2 separate regions of the Mus musculus genome follow, and region 1 is linked to region 2. The links are chromatin loops, found by intact Hi-C in ENCODE. Cell type or tissue: left cerebral cortex. All regions are shown on one strand. Links, peaks and the distances in the headings refer to the core of each region. The heading gives the core; the rest is flanking DNA.

Region 1 (7,861 bases), core at 1,903-6,902, 64 kb before region 2:
CAAACTAAAATTCAGCCCCAACTTACAGACATGCTCCTCCCCACACATCCTACCAAGGACCACATTGTAGTATCAGGTACACATGCATAGGTGTCCCCATATGAAGGGAGACTCTCAGAGAACAGAACTGCCAGCTGTCTGAGAGCTAAGTATAGTGTCCTGCTCACCTAGCTATATATCTATACTATCCATATCATCTATATCTATATCTGTCTGTAGAGACAGACAGACAGACACACACACACAAAGAGAGAGAGGGAGAGGGAGAGAGAGAGAGAAAGAGAGAGAGAGAGAGAGAGAGAGAGAGAGAGAGAGAGAGAGAGAAGAGACGAGAGATCTCCAGGCAAGCCAAGTCATGGAGTCACCTGTCTTGACTCAGAGGTTCTAGACTGCTTTTTGCCCTCTCATCAGAAGGTATCTGTCTTAGAATCTACCTCTATAGTGTTCTATGCTAGGGCCAAGCCCTTTAGGAAGCTACAGATCCCATCAGCTCACAGGAGCCATGAGTGGACCACAAGGGGCAAGAACTCAGAGTCCTCAAGAGTGTGCAATAACATCATAGCACTCAGGAGTCTGGGATGGTCCACAGAGCTAACAAGGAGGCTTCCCTCAAGGGTGGAGACCTAGGGAAACCATGGCTACAAGGCATCACCAGGGAGAAGCACTGAGCCTCATATCATAAAAGTTATCACCTCACAGGGGAGTAGTTTTTTTCTCTGATTTGTATCTAAATATTAGGCAAAATGAGTGCTGGGTGGAGAAGGGCACACTCGGGCATTTAAGTCATTTATAGTTTACATTTTTACAGCACAGCAGAGATCAGCATCCGCTTTCCAAGTGCAATTAGTAGACAGCGCAGTCTGCCAAGCCGCTGTGTAAATTGTGCCTATTAAAAGAATCTACGCCATGCAATGATTGATCAACACCAAGGATTTATTCACTGAGTGAACAGCGGTTTTTACTTTTGCCATTAGCCAGGGTGATCCATAACAATTTAGATAATGTACTCAGACAGATGCATTCACAAACTGGTGTCAAAGTCCTGCCTTAAGGGTGGCCATCCTGGGTAGGAAGGGAGGAAGAGTTATCGGATGCTGGTCCGGCCAGGGAGCCTGGAACTCACTGGGTTTTGGGTCTGCCATCCTGGAAAACCAACGAGAAGGCGGCATGGGGTCGAGCTGCAGCCGTCCTCCCCTGCAGCACACGGAGCCTGTCTGTGGCATGTTCCCATCAGTGTCCTCATCTGCCAATGGAAATGACCCAGCTGTCACTGAAGTAGAAGAGTGCTTTGTAAGTTAAACTGAGAGCATGATAAGGGACCTAGAGAGATGCTGCTATTCATACTGCACATGTGGGCTCTCCATAGCATGCACAAAGGCACATGTACACATATCCACAGAATATTGCTATCTGGTATTCCAACAAACCTCTTCCCTTTGGGATGGGGTGTTCTAACAGAGTCTTTTGTTTTTCTCTTCTTTTTCTTTACTGGCACCAGGTGGTGTTTAACACTTTATTTCCAGGCCCGGTGACAGGTACTGATGCTCCCTCTCTTCATCAACAGTATAGACCTTGTGTCTGCAGGCTCCCAGATGGCACTGCTGATGTGGTCCTATGGAAAACCAGCTCAGTGAAGGCAGGGATGAACTCTGCACACTTCATGGGGCTCAAGTGCCCACCCACACACCAGTTGTTCCCACTTCCAGTCTGTTTCCTGCGGGCTCCCACAGGATGTCCCAGAGGCTCCGCCCAATGTGACATGCCACATAGAAAAGCCACTTTCTCCCCTAAACTACTGTCCCAGCCTTCATCATCTCTGATTAATGTCATTCTCACCACATGTGTGATTATTTAAGGTAAGACCTTGGTCACCTTGACACTCTCCTTTATCCATGTACGGAGGCCTGCTTCCTCCAAGTGTCTCTGCTCTAGTGCGGCTCCGTACCACCCCTCTCCTCTCCATTCCCACTGCTGCCATCAATCCATCCTCCTCCACCTCTGCCTAAGACCAGTCTCCATCTGACCCTCCCCAGCATGTTTTTAGGACATGAATTCAAACATGGCTTTCCTTCGCTTTACACTCAGCAAAGGCTCATCCAGTATTCTGGGCCCAGAGAGCTTTTCCTGGGAATATGTCTGGCAAATGTTTCTTTAAGAGACCTGACTGTACCATTTGTGTATGCTAGGTTCTCCAGAGAAACAGATTCAACAGTGTGTGTGTGTGTGTGTGTGTGTGTGTGTGTGTGTGTGTGTGTGTGTGTATGAAGAAATAATTGAGAGGACCAAAATATTTTAAGAATTGGATATGTGATTTGGGGGAACCCCAAGAAGAGCTGATTCTGCCACTCAATTTCAAAGGCACATGGCCCTTCTTGTTCTTGTACAGTAGAGGACATCTTTCAAAATAAATCTGAGTCCCACAAACAAACTGCTTTATGCTGTCTTGCAATTTGAATGTTAACATGTTTTAAAAGATGCCTTCTGGGAGCATCCAGAATAATATTTAGCCAAATATCTAAGTAGCTTAGCTTAGCCAATGAAGCACATAAAGCTGACCATCACACCATCTATCTTCTATGGTAACAGGGATGAGGCCTGACACATAAGCAGGACTTATCTTCCCCCTGTGTCTGATATGGACTCATCTGGGTGGCTCCAGCCAGAGGACTCCAAAACTTCAGTGTGGGGGAGACCCTAGGATCATGTTAATAGAGACCATCTTGAAATAATGAGAAGACAGCCCCAAGGAAGGCCAGGGTCCCATATAAATGGAATTGCCAAGAAAGGAAGACATGTTGTGTCTCAATTCAGTAAATACTTCAAATAATAATAGCATTAAGGATATAGAATTTGAGTTCCTCCTATAATATGGCAATTATCAGTAAGTCCTTGCCTTCAAATGGTTCCAATTTATGAATTTTGACCTTATAATGGCGGGAAAGCATTAATAACTCAGTAGCCACTATGCCTCTAATTTTAATGTCCCCCAAGCTAGCAATATGTGGAGTTGCTCACTTGCACTGCTAGGTAGAAAAGATCAGCCTCAGCTGCAGCTCTCCTGCAGTGTATCATTGCCAAGCTGTGGTGTTTATCAGATTAGGTCTACTCATTGCATCTTCAAATTAGACTATTTTCCACTTTTGAGGTGTTCCTGGGAGCTAACCCCATCGTAAGGTGAGGAACATATGGGTATTAATGAGATTAAGTATCTACTAACAGCCAGTGTGCTTTACATGGGACGCATGAGAGATGGAGGGGAGTGGGAAGGCTGAGGGTCCCATGAGGTAGAAATCTAGAGGGGTGAAGATGGGGACACCCTGAAGTTACATTCCCAAGGCTAGAATACAATCACTAACATTGCTTTATATAGAGAGATCCAGCACAAAGTATAAAGAAGGGGACAATCCTCTATGGCTTTCCCAACCTAGATGGCTACTGTTTGCCTACAGCCTGCCTTGGTAGATGTAAAACCCTAGTCCCCATGGATGTGCCTGATCAGAGTAATACAGCAGGATGTAAGAGCTCATCCTGGAAACTTGGGCCAACCCACAGGCTATACCCTCTTCCTTCTACCCATTACCCTTCTACCTTCCTCTTCAGAGAAGCATTACTTCATGGTATGTCTCTGCATCTTCAGCTCCTCCAGGGAGACAGTGTCTCACACAGGGCCCCAGAGAACAGGCTATATGCTGAGCAGAGGGCTAGCCTATAACTCAGCTCAAATGCGTCACAGCTTCTATTCCAGTTCACACAGCATTGACAGACCCCCTATATAAGGAGGGACTCCCATCAGGACAGACAGCTATAAATGCTGCTACTCCCAGAGGTAGGCTAAATGTGTCCCCTCAGACCTGAGCACTGGCTTAGAGAAGAGTCCCATTGCAGCTGCAAGGGGAATCCATCTGTGATTAGCAGAATCATTCTACAGCTTTAAAACATCTTCTAGACAACACACGGCGAGTGGAGCCAACTGCCCAGCTGCTACCACCAGTGAAAGAACGATGACATGGTGACTTTTTTTCTGAAAAACTGCGGAGAAAAGGGATACCCTGAAGTAATACTTTATAATTTTAGGTCCATTCCCCAGCCTCAAAGAACATACCACTCTACTGCTTCCGTCCTTAAAATAAACAGAAAGAGCAAAAAATAGAGTGTACTGGGACTGGTCTGCACAGCTACCAAGACGTCATCTCCACTCCTGTTGGAGTTATTTAGGAAAAGCTATCTCTGGCAGGAGCCATGTGCTCACAACTACCCCAGAACAAGGCACTCAATAGTCTCCAGGGCCTGACGTGCATTTCAGCCTTGGGATAATGGTCCTATGTCTCTTAAAACAAGAAGGAAAAGCCAGTCAGACCCGCAGCCCACCTTTGCTTATAAGGAATGTTGAAACGACCAAGCCCACCACTCCTTGCCTCCTTCACATGGTTTGCATCTGAAGGGCCACCTCTCCCCTTGTGCTGGAAGGCATCCCTGCATCCTGAGCATGAAGGGTTTGATAAGCATACCCCTAGCATGCACAGCATGTTTAGACCATCTGAGCTCTTCTGTATGCCCACCTCTATGCAGACACCTGACAAGTGGAGAGGAAGCCCACCAGGCTCAGGCTTCTAAAGGTGCTCTGCAGATTAGACAGGAGGGAGAACTGAAACAATGTGATTAGTGCCCCTGGAAGGTCAGAGACAGATGTGTCATGCGTGTGTGCATGTGTATGGGTGTATGTACGTGTGCATATGTGCATTCATGCCACAGCATGCATGTGGAGGTCAGCTGAGGTGTCAGGCCTCCGCTTGAAGCTTGTCTGAGACAGTCTTCTATTGTTGTTCACTGATATGTACAGCAGGCTAACAGGCCTAAAGCTTCACAAGATCATCTTGTCCAATGTCTCCTGCGGGGCCGTGGGTGTGGGGGAAAGAAAGGAGTGGGAGAGAACCGCCAGAGTTCCGGTGCTCTGGGCAGGCAGACTCGAGAGGACTGCGCACGCTTTCCACATGGCCCCGGGTGGGCATCTAGCTGTGTTAAGCCACTGACCCCACACGGCAGGTGGTGGACAAGGGGCAGCCCCAGGTACCAGGTTCTCAGCCTCTGGCATCCCACACTGGATACTGCAATGAGCTGAGAACAAAATAGGGGCCCAGGGCAGCACTTGGCACCAGGGCTGAAAGGAGGAGAGTGCAGGGGGAGAGGCGGCTGGATGGTTCCCACATGGGCAAGAATCCTTTGTCAGGTCTGTGGCTGGAGCACAGGATGGCCTTCTGGCAGGAGCTTAGACATGGCTCCTTAGGAAAAAGCCTATCTCATTGTTCAAGCACTTCATGATCAGAGACAGTCTATTGTTTTAGAGCTTTATTGTAGAAAGGCAGGGGTAAAGAGAGAAGGTAGAAAGAGAGAGGGAGAGGCTGGCCATAGCCACGTGGAGAGAGGGAAGAGAGAGAGAGAGAGAGAGAGAGAGAGAGAGAGAGAGAGAGAGAGAGAGAGAGGAGGGTTAGAGAGTAAGAAAGGTTAAAGCTTAGAGAGAGAGGTGGGGCCAAGCAGCCCCTCTTATAGTGGGCTGGGCTATCTTGCTGTTGCCAGGTAACTGTGGGGTGGCGCATACCTGGCTATAGTCAGGTAACTGTGGGGGTGGAGTCTAGCCAGAATGCCAGAAACTTGGGACATTGTCTGCATGACTGATAGCCTCAGACCTCCCCTATGGGGGCCATGGGGGCAGTAACTTCAACAGGAGCCAGGCGTCCAGGAGACATGATCTAATACCTTCTGTCCCATGAAGGTGGAAATTACTGCTCACCTGATCCCACCGGGGTTCAAGACCTCAGCTCGACTGGAGACCAGGCTGTCTGTGCAGAGCCCATTGCCCCACAGTCTCCCATCTTGATTCTGGAGTACTGGGATTTCTGGTGTGTATTACTATACCTGACTTTATATAGGTTCTGGGGATTTGAACTCGGGTCTTTATGTCTTGCAGCAAAAACTTTACCCGCTCAGTCATCTCCCTAGCTAGGAGCATTAGCGCTCTCTCTCTCTCTCTCTCTCTCTCTCTCTCTCTCTCTCTCTCTCTCTCTCTCTCCCTCTCTCTCTCTCTCTCCCTCCCTCCCTCCCTCCCTCTGCCTCTCCCTCTCCCTCTCTCTCTCCCTCTCTCTCTCTCTCTCTCTCTCTCTCTCTTGTGAGTGAGTGAGAGAGAGAGAGAGAGTGTGTGTGTGTGTGTGTGTGTGTGTCCTATCCAGCACTTCTCAGCCCTCTCTATCACAGCTCACATAGAACTCTGTGACCGCTCTGCGGGAGGCTATCACAGTTTGGGGGCCCCTTGGTCAGATTCAGACCATCCCTGGGGATGAGAGAACAAACCAGCACGTACTTTATCAGCTGATAACACTTAACAGGATTGCAGAGAGGTACACAAAGGTACAGGGCCAGGACATAAGCACACAGCTAAAAAGGAATATCTATGAAAAAACACCCTCACTATAATCTATTCCCATACTATCTCCACCCGTCTAGCCCCACTGAGAAAGACTGGCTGTTGTTTCCTATTAGACTGTATATAGCCAGCCAGTGTGTCTCGAGCCAGTTTGAAAGGCTGCCAGCTTTCTTGGTTTGGCATATGGAAAGATTTCAAAGCCAGCCTTGCCCTCCTCATTTCTTGCCAACTACCTTCGCTCCAATAATTTCATGCCCTGAAGCTCTTAGAAACTCCAATTCCTCCTCCCATCCAAACCACTGCACCATCTATTTCCTGTCTAGCATGCAGATATGCTTTTGTGCCATCTATTTCCTGTCTAGCATGCAGATATGCTTTTGTGCCTGAATAGAAGCCCAAGTCTCTGGTACAGTACCTGCAGATTTAACCTGACTGACCCTCCGGGCTGAGGACCCTTGGCAGCTGGCATGTGCCATCCTCAGCTCTGTATCCAGAAGGACCTGGCCTGGGGCAGAGGCAGGACAGTAGTGCTGAGCAGGCTTTAATTAGAGAGTTAAAAGTCAGTAACTGGCCAGGAGAGCAACTGGTAAGCAAGGCTGGGGTAGCACTCTTCTGCCAGGACTAATTCATGCCAGGAGTCCCTCTGTCCCTGACCAGAGCAGTCACTACCATGTCATACCAGCATCTGATGGAAGCACACAAGTATGACTGACAGACATTATGACTGACAGTATGACTGACAGACCCTGAGCTCTATTTCAAGTCTCAGTTTTGAGCAATTTACAGGTCCCAAATGGTGTCTACAGCCCCTAGTCTTTCCTCACACACCCATTCATCCCATTGTACTTCCCAGCGAGGCTGACAGAAATTCCACCCTGCCTGCCACTGGTCTGGTCTAAACCTCCTGTCTCTGTTTTCTCTTATTCTTCCTGTCTAGTCTGTTGGGAAATCTTGCTGAATTCACCTCCACTGTACAGCTAGAATGTAACTTTGATTCTCCCATGGCCCACAGGGAGACCATGCTCCTGAGCATCACCTATTTGTCAGGCAACTGACTGCCTCTACTTCCTCTTCCTTCCTCCTGCTTTCTCATCTTCTTCCTAGTAAGACTTCACAGTATAAGGTGGGCTCTTCCTGTATAACAAGCTTTGATGAAAGAAGCACCTTTAAGTAAGATGGAGTAAGATGGACCCTTTCTGGACAGAGAGCAGTGTGTTCCTTGAACAGAGTCATAAAGACACCGTCTTTCTCCAGGGCAAAGTTCAGACAGATTTCCTAACAGCTTCTTAGATGATTGGGGTTTTCTAAGTTCATGTATTCTCGGCAGCTGTAAACTGTACTCGGGAGACATGAGCGAGAGGAATGAATGCGGACGGGGGGCCCAAGCTGGTTGCTGTACCATGAGAAAGGAAGTGTCTTCACAGAGCAGCCCAGTGTCCAAGG
Region 2 (7,861 bases), core at 1,654-6,653:
GAATCATTTCTTTATATGTCTTTGTCCTCCATCTCTGGTGAATAAATATAGTCCTCAGTGCCAAGTGACAGAGACTCAGATCACTTGGCAAGGCAGGAAACTACTATAACTCTAGAGCTGAAGAGACAGAAGACGTAAGCAAGGATACCAGAACCTTAAAGGTAAGGGCCATACAACTGGTCAAGAACATTAGATTTCCCTTTTACATAATATAGTCAAAAGAGTCAGAATGTTAGGTCACAGGTACAGGGAGGAAAGATCACTGAAGTCACCTAGAACAAAGGAAGGAAGGAGAACAAGACAATGGCTTCCTACCATCCTCTAGTCTTTCAGCAGGTCCACATCTTGATTCTGGTGAGCTAGATGCAAACTGGCCAGACATCTGGAGGATGTAGTTGTCTACCACACAACAGAGCATCAGGGTGTTATGCATAGATCTAAAGAAACCAGGCAAGCCAGGCAGTGGTGGCGCATGCTTTTAATCCGAGCACTTGGGAGACAAGGGCAGGTGGATTTCTGAGTTCAAGGCCAGCCTGGTGTACAGAGTGAGTTCTACGACAGCTATGGCTATACAGGGAGACCCTGTCTTGAAAAACCAAAAAAAAAAGAAAAAACAGAAAAAGAAGAGAGAGAGAGAGAGAGAGAGAGAGAGAGAGAGAGAGAGAGAGAGAGAGAGAGAGAGAGAGAAAGAGAGAGAAACCAGGCAAATGACATAATCCTTTATCATACTGTTTCTCCTCTGGGACACCATCATCTAAGACCCAAGTCATCTCAGAAAGATGAAATATTTTATATATATAGAAGTAGAATCTGATGGTACAATGCTTCATAGGGTACCCACTCTCCCAATATATCAGACATCCTTTGCATAAGGTTGCTGTCTAATCCTGAGTCCATAGAAATGCCAGAAAGGAGCAATGGGCTTCCAGGTGTGTGAATGTGTCTCTGTGGATTCCTAATTGCTCTCTTTTCCCACTGCTCAATGCCTGATATGAGGTATGTCAGGGCCATCCATACCCTCATGTACATCACTTCATCTTGAACAAAAAAAATCAAACTTATTACTTTACCTATTGATGCCCTCCCACACTCTGCAATGGATTTCAGTCTTTTATATATAAATGCATGCTATGCCACAGGACAAATGTAATCACTGAAAGAGAGTAAGGAAAAAGACCAGCAAGCCCAGGCAAGGAAGAAAATGAAGTCTACCCCACTCATCCTGTGATTCCCAGAGAGAGGTATAACATGTACATCCTGTAGACGATAGGCCCTACAAAGAGTGGCCAGGGACACCCCTGGTTCTGACGGGCAGTTTTCCACCTTTGCACACATCACTACAGGTCAAGTATTCTGGTGGCCACAACTCCACAACCCAGTGATTGGGCAACCATTCATACAGACTACCAAATAAGCAAAAGTAATACTTTGTTCTGAACAGTCTCAAGTGAGAGTTGGCCCTGAGCACTTCTGCTGAAGGAAAGTAAGTAGTTAGAGACCCTCTCAAGATGGCTCTGAGACTGCGTGCCTGGGAATGTGGCTGCCCAGCAATGTGCACTGGACCAGATCCTGTAACTCAAGGGCATGAGCAAAATATTATAGACCCCCTCTCCTCCCCAGGACTGGAAACTGAAGTTCTGATGAGAAAGCTGGTCTCAGTTGTATACAGTATACCAGGAAGTCTCTGCTAGCTTTGGGTCTTTAACTACCATCACATCCTGTCTCTGGAACCCTCTCTAACTTCATAACCCCTCAGAACTCTACATGTTCCAAGATCCCTCATTGAATTGCATCATCCACGCCTTTGTCTAACCATGCAGTGGACAGGTCAGATGCCAGGGCTCCATCAGGAATGAAGAAATGAGCCCTGCTCTCTCACAGAGCTTGCTCTCTGGTGAGCCAATCAAGCTTTTCAAATTAAAAAAAGAAAAAAAAAAAGAACAACATAGGAAAGAAATCACAGCAAAAAGGAGAAGATAAAGATTGCATGAACTCTTCCTGAGGCATGTTCAGGTTAAAGATGGAGCCAAATTGAGTTTAGAATGAAAAGCTTAATTTTAAAAGTTATTGAGGATGTGAGTGTTCAAGGACTTCTCTTCCCTGTGGTTGGGCTCTAGAATGGAGTGGGAAGCAGGGCAATGAACCCAGGGTCCTACACAGGGAGCAAGTGAGGCCTCTTGTCCCAAGCTCAAAGAATCCGGTGTAGCAAAACCAAGGCTGGAGAGATGGGCAGTCCTGGACTGTCCTGCCCAGGGGGGACATCTCCTGTAGTCACCTCCCCATCCCCCAGCCTCAGCTCCTGCACTGTGCTCCTGCACAGAGTTATCACTTAATACTTCAATCTGTCATCTTGTTAGCTTCTCTATCAAAACTCAGATCATCTTGAGGACAAAGCTGTTGTTCAAATAGACAACCTTCATTGAAATGTATGCTCCAACTAGGCTGCTAAACCCACGAGGAGGAAGAATGGTGGATTATGAGATAGACATGAGGTTAAGTTCAGGAAATGATATCCTAGCCTGAATAGCTCCTGAGGCAAAAAGCATTCACCAACAAAAATAAATTACGTATTTATTTAATTAAGACCTTCAGCATTTCAAGGAATCCTATTACTGGTGAATGACAATCAGCATTGGCTCAGGGTCTTTGTCATGCAAATGTTGCATTTATGCATCAGCTTTAACCTGTCAGCCATTCACCTTATTGTTTGGAGTGCTTTCTTTCCACTTGCTTCATGGTTATTGCTTTGAACCTGGAAACAGGAAAAAAGGAGAGTCCCTTTCCAAGTGGGACAACCCTTTAGTAGACCTTCTGTGTTGCCATTTCAAAACCAATACTTCAACAGTAAACCAGAACAAAAACTCCTTCAGAGAATAGGATGTGAAGAACAATGCTTACCCCATTCTCCTTGACACCCAGGGCCAGCAGATGTCGCTAACAAGACAGTCATCATGCAGAGCCAAAGGGATGGAGGCCTCTCTGCCAAGCCCAATTCTCATTTCTAAGGCACTCAGATTGTGCAAAAGGGGGACATAAAAAAAGACACATTCTTGTTCCCACTAAGTACAGAATAGAGCCAGGAACACAATTAAGACGGGCACACGCGTGCGTATACACACCACACACACACACACACACACACACACACACACACACACACACACACACATACACACACACACCCAGAGGGAACAAAATATATGAACCCATTATCTCATGAGAGGCTGCTTACAACAGCAAGGCAGAAAGCAAAGGCTCTGACGTCAGTGATCAAGGCTCAAGTACTAGAGCGTTTACTTATAAACTCACCAAAGATTTCCTAGCTGTTTCCTCGACTGCATTAAGATATGCACCTCACAGAGTTCACATGGGTTTGGCACGAGTTGGTGCATGGAAGAATCCAGAACATGCTGGTCTATAGTCCAATGCTCTTCGTGTTAGCTGTGAGGTAGGTTATATGTAACTTAACAAAGAGCAACTGTCTTCAGACTCATATACCCTGACAGCATGCTTTAGCCCTTGGGTCTCGCCAGTCTTCCCAGAACTCTCTTTATAGGTACTCATCCTCTCATAGGGAATATTCCAGGTTGACTCTCCAGTAAATGAATGTCTCTCTCCACCGGTCCTTTCTTGAGGCATAAAGACCATTCCAGATAAGACCAAGGTCGGGTACAATAAATAAATCAAGAAGGAAATTCAAGCCATTCATCAGGGACAGCCATACTTAAGGTACTGCATTAGGAGTAGGATCCAGGCAAGTCCACAAGAAACCTGGCAGATTCTGCTCTGTGCGCTGGAGCCCCGAGCTTCCAGACAATAGGGGGTGCCATCCTTTATTTTCAGGCATCCAGGGAGCCAAGCCATGTATGGATGCCCTCACAGGATCTGGTTAGTTTTCTCAGTAAGGCCCAGCCCTTGAGATATCTCTCCTAACCATCTGAAGAAACATCCAGACGATCTCAACCTCCAGTCAGGTTCATAGACATCACAGAGCAGAGGCAAACTATTGCCACCAAGCCACCTCTCAGTCCTTGGGTCGCAGGACCTAAGATCATAAGAAAGCTGTTGCTGCCCGACTGTCTACGGATTGTCAACAGATAACCACAGCACCGGCCTCTAAGTTTTATAACCTTGAGCTTACTTTATAGCAGCCTCTTCGGCTGAGATTTATTGTGCCCATTTTCGGAGGTGAGAACACGAGTCTGATGCAGTTCTACAACAGCTTCTAAGGAACGTCATCAAGATCCAGAGACAGTACATACGCCGTGCATCAGTCACCCGGAATTAAGAGAACGCTTCTGATAATCAGATGATGGACTCAGTTCCAGCAATTCCTTATTTGCACATATTTTATGTGCTGATAACACCCATCACTGAAAATAAAGTCATTTGTCTGTCAAAAAAAAAAAAAAAGCTAAATCCCCGTGAGCTAGCCACGATACTAGGCTAAGCTGATGGGCTAATTCACATCAAACTGCGCCTGTGACAATGGATCCGTGTATCTAGTCTTTCAGAGAAAGGGCAGGATTTTTATCAGTGAGGATTTCAGTGCCTTGTCTGGAATATTTGAACGGCCATAGTGATTCAGACCTGTGAGCCCTGGAGGCTCTGTGGAGAAGAGGGATTTCAGGTTTGTGGGCTGCTTCATACTGGCCGGGGACATGCTGGTGATAAAGCTAACTGCTTCACAAATTTACTTATAGGTGATCTGAGAAAATACTGAAAATAGACACTCAAGAAATTTGGCTGTGATCAGGGGTGCCAGATGCCCCCCCCCCAGACACTTGCATCACGTGGGCTGCAGGCATCAGGCCTAGCTCAACTCTTTTCATAGCCAGAGGAGGCCTTCATAGCACAGACATGGCTCAAGGACCTGGGGAAGCGCTGTCCTCAAGGAGCCTTCCAAAGCCTGGGTATAGAGAAATACTTTCTACTTCCTCCGAGCCCCGTGTCCATCAGCACTGCACAGTGCTTTTGTTCCAGCAAAGTCTTCCAGGCCCAGATGGTATGAAGGCGGGTTCTAAGTCCTGCACATGAGCACTGAGAGTTCCCAGAAGTCATATACAGCTCTCCAAATGTCCCACAAAGCCTCATAGCTGCCAAGCAAGTCTGGCCGAATGTCTGAAGGCACTGGGTGTTCCAGTCTTGATAGATCTGCCTCAGGGGATTCACAGAGGTACAGCAAGGACACTTTCTGTAAATGGCTTCTTTGCTCAGCCTCTCTCTGTCTGGGTTCCCTCAAAAGGAGACCCCCCGAGTCTAGGCCCCAGAACAGGTTTTGAGGGATGATCTCAGGGAGGATGGAAAGGGGAGCACAATAGTAATACAGGAAGAGAAGGAAGCCAGTTACCACCACAGGCAGCTGGGATGCTGGACCCTCAGATGTCCTCCACCTGCAGGCAAAAGGGTGGAACACATTGGGTTTTGTGAACTCTTGGCAGCCACTGATAAAACCAGGTCCTGGGAGTATAAGTTTCCTAGACCTTGGGATCTGCCATGACTGCAAGTTTAGGACTCTAGTAGCCAGAGGGAAGCCATAAGCAAAAGGCTGACTCTCTTTGGAGTTGGGCTACAGACACAAACAGAGGAGATGTGACCAGGCACTGACAGGCGCGGTTACAATCACTCTCTGTAGAGTGCTTTCTCCATACATGTGCATCTAACACCACAGAGACATTGCTCTCTCCATATACACATCTTCCATCTCTCTGCCTTTGGCTTCCAGCCACCGGCACCACATTGAGCCTGAAGAAAACCCATTCCACAGAGAAGTCAAGACCAAGGCACAGCGGAACATCCTGAAGCTCACTTCCTCTGTAAGGGGGAGGCTTCAGTTTCCAAGCCACTGCTAGCAAGTTCTCCCTGAGGAAGCACCAGCTCTACTCTCCTAGCTCAGCAGACTGGGGGTGGTGGGAGGGCCAGCCGATCTTCATCCACAGCTGGCTATAAGGGAAATATTAGGCCATTTCTAACCAGACTTGGGATCACCTTGTGGTGTAGGAAGGTCTAGAAACAGTCCAGAGTTACATGAAAAATAGAAAATCCCGGTACTCTATAAAACTACAAGTCCAGGACTTCCTGAATAAGGTCCTGGCCTTAACCATTGCCAAACACTGCCATATTGAAAGCTTAGTGTCTGTTTTGAGCATTTTCTACTTGGAAGTGGCCTGCATATATGCAGAAATGCCAAAGTGATGCTAAAATAACACACCCCAACCATCTGTCTTACTCCTCCAAATTGTTGTTTGATGTACTTTTGTCTGGCTGTCAGGAATTTCATAACCCCTTTGGTGCTGTGAGTGAGTGCCTGTGAGTATGTGTGTGTGTGTGCGTGTGTGTGTGTGTGTGTGTGTGTGTGTGTGTGTGTGTGTGTGTAAGTTCACCTATCTCTGAAGCATTTCAGAAGGTGAAAATTTCAGAAAATTACAGAAATTCTCTCTTTCTAAATATACTTCAAGGCTTCATGAAGGAACCAATGTGGCAGATTTGGGTTGGTTGGGAGAGCAGCCTCGGAAAGAAGTATTTAGTAAGTCAAGTCAGAAGAGTGGGTGTGAGGACCCCTCCCTCCCAAGCTTTTCTCCTTATTACATACAGGCTGTCTGTGCGGGAGCTTCCAGGAAAGCCACCTTTAAATTCACAGCTCATCATCTATCATAATTGAAAATATGGTGGTGCATAAGAAATGATGTTGACTTTGGGATCAGAATGTCAACCAGGTCTTTTCATTTCAAAAATCCATGCATCCCTCAGCGGCCTTAAGCTACTATTAGGCTAAAAATTTTATAAACTCAACTCCAAGTCAAATATTACAGGACTACCAAATGTCACCAAACCACTTAGTAAGAGGATGTGGCATTCCCATTAAATCAAACTATCAAGTTGTATTTCATCTCTAAGCTGCTGAATATTTGGCAAAATAGTCTCATCCTTAGCAACACTGCAATCTGATAAGGAAGGGAGAAGGAAGTTTTAATCCCAGCACTCTGGAGGCTGAGGTAGGCAGATCTCCATGAGTTGCTAACCAAGACAGTGTGACCTTTCTCAAAAACAAACACAATCAGGGGAGGTAGGAATAAAACCATCCCTAGGGATTTAAAAACAAAACGAAATCAAAATCTTCCTTCCTCTACCTTTTCAATGAAAGTATTCATCAGCAGGACGTTTCATCTCTGGAATATAAGTGTTGACCCTATGCCCATCCTGTTGTTTGAGTCTACCATCTCCTATTTTTGCCCAATGGATGACAACCACCAAAAATTCATTGCAGCCAGGTTTTACAGCTTCTTATTTACATTTTGTTGCAGACCAAGTCCAGATCATTTTAAATTTTTAGTTTTATATCTGACACAAAGGAGCCACCTACTCCAAAGGAGTGAGGCATGCTGTGGCCCGCCAGCCCCACTTAACACTTCCATGAGTCAAGGACAGGAGAAGCAAGAATCAACATATTGAACCCTCACACACACACACACACACACACAAACACACACACACACACACACACACACACACACACACACACAAATGTCCTCTGGTCTAAAAGATGTTCTAATGTTTGCTTGATAGGCTCCACTCCCAAGATGCCCCGATGCAACTTAGAGGCATGAAGAGTCGTTGGCATGAACAGCCTATGCACATCTACATTACTGATAAAGCAACTGCAAGCTGCTACACTGTTGGAAGCTTCCAGATTTCCCAGTCCATTTTCTTCACCTCTTACATAACTTTGGGGAAGGTACAAGCCTCATAAAGATTTCACGGAGGTTCCTGAGCCCTGCGAACTTATGGGTTTACTATCTCCTTCCATGAGGGAACATCCATAGACCTTGTCTCCTAAGGAACTTAACTGAGTGATCACAGC

What was found. Peaks named below come from ENCODE experiments on the same cell type or tissue, not always from the same donor. Only the 100,000 strongest peaks of a DNase experiment are listed, where the experiment ranks them.
Region 1: it touches region 2 in a loop (8-fold over the local background); 2 of 42 quality-filtered maps call a loop at or near these places.

What each region holds. Positions count from the first base shown.
Region 1 is chr9:97,949,993-97,957,853 of GRCm38, forward strand. The region is part of intron 1 of Clstn2 (calsyntenin 2); the gene reads right to left. Among named protein-coding and RNA genes, the nearest start is that of 4921534H16Rik, 49 kb to the right of the region's middle. In left cerebral cortex, for the core only: no CTCF peak of the experiment used is centred there; DNase peaks (open chromatin) are centred at 4,129 and 4,879; H3K27ac peaks cover 444 bases.
Region 2 is chr9:98,013,843-98,021,703 of GRCm38, forward strand. The region is part of intron 1 of Clstn2 (calsyntenin 2); the gene reads right to left. Among named protein-coding and RNA genes, the nearest start is that of 4921534H16Rik, 14 kb to the left of the region's middle. In left cerebral cortex, for the core only: a CTCF peak has its summit at 2,919 (motif pointing right); DNase peaks (open chromatin) are centred at 4,174, 5,026, 5,631 and 6,217; H3K27ac peaks cover 1,719 bases.